Regions from separate parts of the Homo sapiens genome. Here region 2 is linked to region 1. Evidence: read pairs that join two places in POLR2A ChIA-PET (ENCODE). Cell type or tissue: OCI-LY7. All regions are shown on one strand. Links, peaks and the distances in the headings refer to the core of each region. The heading gives the core; the rest is flanking DNA. Region 1 has its middle 9.7 kb from the start of ZC3HAV1. Region 2 overlaps UBN2 (ubinuclein 2).

The links. ChIA-PET counts read pairs that join two places held together with the same protein. Peaks named below come from ENCODE experiments on the same cell type or tissue, not always from the same donor. Only the 100,000 strongest peaks of a DNase experiment are listed, where the experiment ranks them.
Region 2: POLR2A ChIA-PET joins it to region 1 with 6 read pairs; 15 of 35 experiments call an interaction of 5 or more read pairs at or near these places.

What each region holds. Positions count from the first base shown.
Region 1 is chr7:139,117,242-139,121,640 of GRCh38, reverse strand. No RefSeq gene overlaps it. Among named protein-coding and RNA genes, the nearest start is that of ZC3HAV1, 9.7 kb to the right of the region's middle. RefSeq lists enhancers at 2,791-2,880, 3,021-3,350, 3,421-3,480. In OCI-LY7, for the core only: no CTCF peak of the experiment used is centred there; a DNase peak (open chromatin) is centred at 2,210.
Region 2 is chr7:139,238,756-139,243,154 of GRCh38, reverse strand. The region is part of intron 2 of UBN2 (ubinuclein 2); the gene reads right to left. Among named protein-coding and RNA genes, the nearest start is that of UBN2, 9.7 kb to the right of the region's middle. In OCI-LY7, for the core only: no CTCF peak of the experiment used is centred there; no DNase peak of the experiment used is centred there.

The DNA.
Region 1 (4,399 bases), core at 248-4,247:
GCTTAGGAGTTCAAGAACCAGCCTGGGCAACATAGTGAGACCCCAGCTCTATGAAAAATAAAAAATTAGCTTGGTGCGGTGGTGTGCACCTATAGTCCTAGCTACTCTGGAGGCTGAGGTGGGAGAATCCCTGAGCCCTGTTCAAGGCAGTAGAGAACTATAATCACACCACTACACTCCAGCCTGGATGACAGAGCAAGCCCCTGTCTCAAAAATAAAGCCCAAATTTTTTTTTGCTCCCTCTTAGTGAACTATATGAAATCATGGGGAAAGGATTACTGATGGCTTGTTCCAAGCAAGAACAAGAATGACTCCTGGACCAAGCATTTGAAAATATACTCCTTAAAGAAATACATTTTTTTCAAGCCAGGTGAGGTGGCATGCACTTGTAGTCCCAGCTATGCAGGAAGCTGAGGCAGGAGCATCCCTTGAGCCCCGGAGTTCGAGGCTATAGTACACTATAATCATGCCTGTGAACAATGACTGCACTCCAGTCTGGGCAACATAGTGAGATCCCCTCTCTAAAAAAAAGAAAAAAGAAAAAAAGACATTTTTTTTTTTGAGACGGAGTCTCACTCTGTCACCCAGGCTGGAGTGCAGTGGCGCAATCTTGGCTCACTGCAACCTCCGCCTCCTGAGTTCATGCCATTCTCCTGCCTCAGCCTCCTAAGTAGCTGGGATTACAGGTGCCCGCCACCATGCTCAGCTAATTTTTGTATTTTCAGTAGAGACAGGGTTTCACCATGTTAGTCAGGCTGGTCTCAAACCCCCTACCTAGTGATCTACCCGCCTTGGCCTCCCAAAGTGCTGAGATTACAGGTGTGAGCCACCGCGCCTGGCCGAAAAAAAGACATTTTTTCAATCATTTTAAAATAGCATTTTCTCTTATTACAAAAGTACTTCATATTCACTGTGGAAATTTGGGAAGGTACTGAGAAGTAAAATCAAGAAAATGTAAATCATCTATAAAATTTATACCCAAGAAACAACACTTATTAACATTTTGGTGCTTTTTAAAAAACGATTTAATAAGTACTAAGGGATAACCATGTTGTGGCTCAACTATGAGTACGTTGGCAGACCGAGACAGCTACAGGTGATAATTGTTGAAGCTATATGATGAGTACATGGGCATTTATTGTACTATTCTATTTTTGTGTAGAAATTTTCTGTAATCTAAAATTAAAAAGAAATTTGAGAACTCCCAAATTCTTCTTTATGGCCGAAGTTTAACTGAAATGAGTTAAAGATATGGGAGTCAATATTTATTTCAATATAAAAGGTAAATTACCTTTTTTTCTTTTTCTTTTTTTTTTTTTTTTTTTTTTTTTTTTGAGACAGGGTCTTGCTCTGTCACCCAGGCTAGAGTGCAATAGTGCAACCATGGCTCACTGTAGCCTCAACCTCCTGGGCTCAATTGATCCTCCCACCTCAGCCTCCCTAGTAGATAGAACCACAGGCATGTGCCAGCATGCCTGGCTAATTTTTTAATTTTTTTTGTAGAGATGAGGTTTCCCTATGTTGCCTAGACTGGGCTCAATCTCCTGGCCCAAACAATCCTCCTGCCTCAGCCTCTCAGAGTGCTGGGATTACAGGCCTGAGCCACTATGTCCTTCCTGGTAACTTATCTTCATAGCAGTTAAAACGAAGTAGCTTTGTTGGGCTGGGCACAGTGGCTCACGCCTGCAATCCCAGCACTTGGGACACTGAGGTGGGCAGATCACTTAAGGCCAGGAGTTCGAGACCAGCCTGGCCAACATGGTGAAACCCCATCTCTACTAAAAATACAAAAATTAGCTGGGCGTGGTGATGTGTGCTTGTAATCGCAGCTACTCAGGAGGCTGAGGCAGGAGAATCACTTGAGCCCGGGAGGTAGAGGTTGCAGTGAGCTGAGATTGCACCACTGTGCTCCAGTCTGGGTGACAGAGACCCCATCTCAAAAACAAACAAAAACAAAAAAAACTAAGTGGCTTTGTGTGAGAATGCTATAAAAATAATTTTCAGCTTGTAATTGCTAGTGTAACCGTTTATTTGGCAGAAAGATAATTGAGAAATCAGAAAGCAATATAAACATAAAAGGATGCTAATGGGAAAATATCAGGTGTTCCAATGCAGGGAGCCCTGTAAGGAGGGCCCCTCTATGTCAGCTAGCTGCTGAGGTGCCAGACCCTGTTGTGTTACATGGTTCACTTCCTCCTCTAGTGCTGAAGGCAGCTGCTAGCAAGAACTGAAGGTGACATAGGGTTGTATGCCTTGGAGTCAGCAAGACCCAGATTTGAATCCTGCCTCTGCTGCTTCCGATGTGTGCTAACCTGAGTTTCAGTGTTCTCCTCTGTAAGTCGAGGTAATTAAACTTACCTCACTGATTTTCTTAAGACTCACCAGATACATAAGCATGAAGCAGTATAATGTAAGCAATCAACATTCTTATCTCTTTCAGTTCCTGCTGAGTGGCTTCGCTGGGTGGTTCTGGCGCAGAGTCTCGGTGAGGTCACAGTTAATTGGGGCTGCAGTCATGTGATGCCTTGAGTGGGGCTGAAAGCTCCCCTTCCCACTGGCTCACCCACATGCTGGGCAGGTTAGTGCTGGCCATTGGTGGGAGGGTTTAGTTACTTGCCACATGGACTCCTCTCTAGGGCTGCTTGTGTGTCCACCCAACGTAACAGTTGGCTTCCCCAAAGCAAGGGATCCAAGAGAGAGCAAGGAGAAACCCACAGTGTGGTTTTATGACCTAGTCTTGAAGGTCACACTGTTATTTTGACAGTATCCTATTGATTACACAGATCTGTGCTGTTTAGTGTGGAAGGGTGCACAAAGTTACAAATACCTGCGGGTAAAACCCACTGGGAGCCAGCTGGTTACCACATCAGGCCATTGTCACCAAGTTAACCCCACCTCTGGATTTCTACATCCCCATTTTCTCTGCTCTCAGATATGTTACGGGAAGAGGGGTTGCAGCCTCATTTTAACACCACGAAAACAAAGTTTGTAAATAGTCCTCTGAGAGGAATATGGCCCTTTTCCAATTCTAAAAGTATACCTGCAATTCCTTCCCTTGCCAGTACAGTACTCCCGGAGGCACTTGCAGTGATGCAGGTTCGAGGTAGGGAAATCCCTGGTGCCTGCCCCCGACTGCAGCCTTCCTCCATTTGTCTGACCATTTGATTAATGCCTCTCTCGACTCCCATATCTCCTGTAGAACACCTGTTTGGCAGGGACTTCGGACATTCCAAATGTCCAAATTTGACTCAACTCTCTGATGTTTATGTACTTTTCATTTCTATGATTTAGCATAGCTGACTCATTACAGCATAGCTGACTCATTGCAGCCTGTGTGTTTTCTGCTTCCCTCTCTGATCGGTGCTTCAACAGGTTCATATGGCTCAATGTCACCCTAACATGCCCTAGCAACTTCAGCTTTGCACTCTCCTCAGATCTATTTCATTGAAACTTTCAAAAATACCCAGATCTTCTAGTAAAATAACAACAAACAATAATAATAATAAACAAAAACAAAAAAATAAAAACACGGGCAAGTATCAGTTGAACAAAAAAAATTCTCCCTCTCATTACCGGAACAATCTTTTCCCTCTCTTCTCCTCCCTTCCCATTCCCTTCCCTTCCCTGTCAATCCTCTAAAATGAATGTTCTATACTCAATTGTTTTATTTCTTTACTTCATACACTTTGACTTCCAACTTCAGCATTCTGAGAGAACTGGTCTGTCAAGTGAGCTGGAATAATATGAGATTGTATACAGGAGAATTTATTGACATAAGGGCACATCTCAGGATACGAGGTTGAGCATCCTGATAAGAACCAGGGGATGGTACAAAATTGCTGCTAGGTTGGCTCCCTGAATCCTGGAAAAGTGCTGATTCATGAAGAGTGAGTCTGAAGTGCCTAAATTGCTATGTCAGGCAGTAGAGGAAAGGATTAAAAGACTCAGAAAAGGGGACATGCTGAAATAGATGTAAGGTTAGGCCAGAACAGCCACCCGGGGATTATGTCCCATAGGATCGCTCAAGGAGCCATATTCATCAAGGCCATAGGGAACGCATTGGTGAGAGGGACAGCAACGTCGCTAATAAGTTCAGTGGTGCTTTCCCCAGTAGAACATAGTTGATGGAAGGAGGGGCTGTCCTGGAACTTGGCTCACTGATAGCAATGAAGATGATGGGCTCCTGATGCACTGGACACCAGAATGATGGCACTTAAGGGCGGAATGACAAAATCAGAGTGGCAGCTAACAGGACCTGACTTTTAGGGAGTTGTAGGGATTGTAAATAGCACACAGTTTCTCTAGGAAGAACATAGACGCGTGGGTAGTCAAAAAGTCCAAATGGCCCTCAACATATGATTTTTCTGCCTCACCATGGTGTGCATTCAGTAGAAACTGC
Region 2 (4,399 bases), core at 127-4,126, 120 kb before region 1:
AATGCAGCCTCATTACAGTGTAACACTCAACTGGAAAACAAACAAACAAGATGTTCTTAGTACTAGACCCCCTGACCCCAAATTGCCTCCAGCTAATAGTAAACCAAACTAAAAACCAACATTCATTGATAACCTCTAGTAGACAGAGCAAGAATGACCCTGATTACTAAAAAACACACCAGTCCTATAAGTGAGAAGAAAACATCCTGTCGTCACAAGACTCCCTACTTGTCCCAGCCCTGCCACCTTATCTCTTTACATCTGTGCCCATTTCTTCAACCTACCAATAGAAAGGAGCTGAGTTTCAAGGCAGTGGAAATACAGCCAAGAGCTGACTACACAGCACAAAAATAGTATACACAACTTCTATAATCACCACATATGGATACCAGTCCTTCCTCCTAAATACCCTAAAACTGCTGATTCTCAATTGTTCCTAAGGCATTAAAGAAGGCTGAAGAGAATTTATTCAATTCAAAGAGGCCAAGGAATTAAAAGGGCATGTCACAGCAAGTGATCAGAATGGGTAACTGCAATAAAGAAATTATTATTTGAGCTAGGAATTCCTCCTTGCCCTTTAAGGCCCTCTCCCCTCCCCCAGTTTGCTTTAAAAGATTATTTTATGTTTTTATTGTACATGTAATATCATACTATTATTGGTCTACAAAACCCTAAATCCACTGGTATTTGTGTTTTGCAAGTAGAATTTACTTTGTGGTGGTGTCAACAAGTTTGCCCAAAGCTCTACATCGAGATGATCCTTAGGGACCAGACCTCACATAAGGCCAAAACAAACAGGTTAACCAGCCTATGAAGTTCCCAAGGAAGCTCTAACCCCTCAGCAAGTGTGGATGATCAACTAAAATAATATGAGTAATTGATATGATTCTTACAACTCCCAGAAACAGTACACAAATGCTTTCAAAACTAACTACTTGGTATCAGTTTCACATTTGAAGACAGTTTAAAACAATAATCTATAATTATTTTAAGACAAAATTATATTTCTTTCCACTTAGCCGAGTAGTATTTACTGTGAAGATGTTACTCATCAGAAATTAGTTATTCCAAGATACTGCCATTCTTTAAAACATTATCTGGAAAGACTCACTTTTACAAGTTATACAAAAGAAAATCAAGACTTTTTTTGGGGGGGGGAGCTGGATTCTCGCTCTTGTCGCCAGGCTGGAGTACAACGGCGTGATTTCGGCTCACTGCAATCTCTGCCTCCTGGGTTCAAGGGATTCTCCTGCCTCAGTCTCCCGAATATCTGGAATTATAGGTACCCACCACCATGCCCAGCTAATTTTTGTATTTTTAGTAGAGATAGAAAGGTTTCACCATGTTGGCCAGGCTGGCTGCACTCCTGACCTCAGGTGATCTGCCCACCTCAGCCTCCCAAAGTGCTGGGATTACAGGCACGGGCCGCTTCACCTAGCTGATTTTATTATTCTTATTCTTATTAGAGACAGGGTCTCAAGAAAATCAAGAGTATTTAGAAGAATAATTTGTCTTTGAGTGAAAACAGTGTTATTCCATTTGGTCAACTGTTTTATTTATAAGACTGCTCAGAATTACTTTTCTACTATCAAATCTACCCTTACCCTTCTTTTTAAAAGAAGTATGAAACTACTAGGGCTCTGAGAGCCCAAAACCACATAGAACTAAGTGTGAAAGATAGTATTCAAGGTCTATATAGCACAGTAAGCAGATTTTAAAGTTATAATGTGATTTCATGATTATTAATAAATGCCTGGCAGAATATATGTCTTCCTATTCAGAGAGTCATTCAGATTCAAAGAGTCTTAACTGAGCCCCTGCTAGGCACAAGGTATTGTGTTAGGTGCTTTCATTTAGATTAGTGAATTTATATCCAATTCTAGGACAGTATGATCTTTCAGAACGGCTGGGGTAATGGAGTGAGAAAAAAATCACTAAGAGAAATCTTCCAACAATTATAGGTTATCCTATGTCCTAGAAGGCTAAGATAACAAGTCTATACCCATCAAATTGAAGCATCCTACTCCTGAGTATAGAGTATAGGTGGCCTCATAAAAGGCATATATTACCTACAGACTATCTAAAAACTGAATTGGAAACCAAGATGTTTTGCCTAAACATTTTGGAGCCTTAACTGGGAATAAAGAGAGGCATGGGAGCCTCTTTTACCTGTATCCTGCCTCCTTTCTAACCATCAAGACGAATCTGGAGCCTATACGGTTGTAGAAATGTCAAAACTTGGACTTAGCTATTTAAAAAGATTTATGTACAACAACCAATTTAGTATAATCTAGGTAAAAATAGGTACTTAATAGTCATATTGACCTTTTCCCAAAAAACCATTTAGTAATTGATGCTGAATATGAACTGTCACATTACCTGAGCATAAGAACAACATAACAGGAAACAGAACATGGCCATAAAAATAGGACACAATGGAGGGGGGAACCCCATAAATTCAATGCAGGGTGCTCTTTTTACAATTTTATACTCCCTGTAATTTCTGATATCACTGATCTTCAACTGCTGCAACACCTGCCCCAAACACCAATAAAGATCATTGTAGTTTAAGAGAGAGATTTTGTGATAGCCTAGAGCTCTAGGCATATAACGCCCAGCAGGACAATGTATCTTCTCTCAGGTCACTTTTGGCCTGATGATTTTCTTAAAAGATTCCAAATAATTATTTAAAAAAAAAAATATATATATATATATATATATATATTTAGGCTGGGTACAGTGGCTCATATCTGTAAACTCAGCACTTTGGGAGGCTGAGGCAGGTGGATTGCTTAGGCTCATGAGTTTAAGACCAGCCTAGGCAACACAACAAGACCCTGTCTCTACCAAATAAATATATATATACATATACACACACACACAATACTCATAGATATAACACTTGGGCATGCTTTTTGGTTAATATACATACAATCTCTAATTAGAATGGAAATAAGACAGTAAGTCAGCAAAATAAAAATCCAGAGAAGAAATATAGCCCATTAATTTAGACTATAACAAGAGTAATATTTTATCACTGTAAACAAAATAACAAGGCTTAAATATATCTAAGTCAATTGAAACTCAATTTCACGCATCAAACAACTTCTTCAGAACGCTGATCTTTCTATGCCAGATACTATCCTAGGGTTGACTAAGAAGACTTAATGCTAACTTTAAGGTAGTGCGTCATATACTGAATCACTTTACTTATAGGATTATATATAGGAATTTTTCCATTTGCAAAGGGCAATTCTAAAATCCTTGATTTTGTAACCCACAGCAAAATAGACACTCTAGGCTGGGCGCAGTGGCTCACGCCTGTAATCCCAACATTTTGGGAGGCCAAGGCGGTGGATTACCTAAGATCAGGAGTTCGAGACCAGCCTGACCAACATGGTGAAACCCTATCTCTACTAAATACAAAAAATTAGCTGGGCATGGTGGTGCATGCCTGCAGTCCCAGCTACTTGGGAGGTTGAGGCAGGAGAACTGCTGGAACCTGGGAAGTGGAGGTTGCAGTGAGCCGAGATAGCGCCATTGCACTCCAGCCTGGGCAACAAGAGTGAAACTCTGCCTCAAAAAAAAAAAAAAAAAAAAAAAGACACTCTAATATAGTGATGGAGGGAGTAGAACTGGTAATTTAGTAATATATACTAAAATTATAAATGCATAAATCTTCCGACCTGAATCGTCTGATTCTAGGAATCTCTCCTAGAGATAAACTTGAAATTGTGTAAAATGCCATTTTACAGACTAATTTACTGCAGCACTATTAATAAGGGCAAATTTTTGAAAGCAACCTAAATCATTTGGGGACTGGTTACAGTGTGATAGTTCCATGCAATGAAACAGCATGCAGCCTTAAAAAAAAGGGAGAGAAAGCACTTTGTCCTGATATGACCCCCCCAAATATACTAAGATACAGTAAATAAAAAGCAAAGAGCTTAAGTGTGTACAATTCTATAATATGTATAAAAAGGGGGTGGGAAAGGAATAGATGTGTATGTATAGAGATGTATCTCTAGTACCACAGGAGTGTTACTTGCCTAGGAAGTGGGATTCCATGGGTGGGCAATACAATAAAAGGAAGATTTTTAATTTTTGAATTTTGAGCCACATAAGTGTACTAGTTGGTTAAAACATTAAGTGTAACCAATGTATAACTTGTATAAAAAACACAGTATTTTAGGATTTATACATGCTAGGATTTTAGGATTTATACATCCTATAGGATTTTACAATTTATACATCATGATACAATATAGTCTCAAAAGATTACACTGTAATTAAATACTACAATGCTATTCCTTCTATTTAAACACCCACCAGTCTATCCCTAAATTTATTATTATATAGTCACAGAATAGAGAACAATAGGGTCTCGGAAAAATCTGAA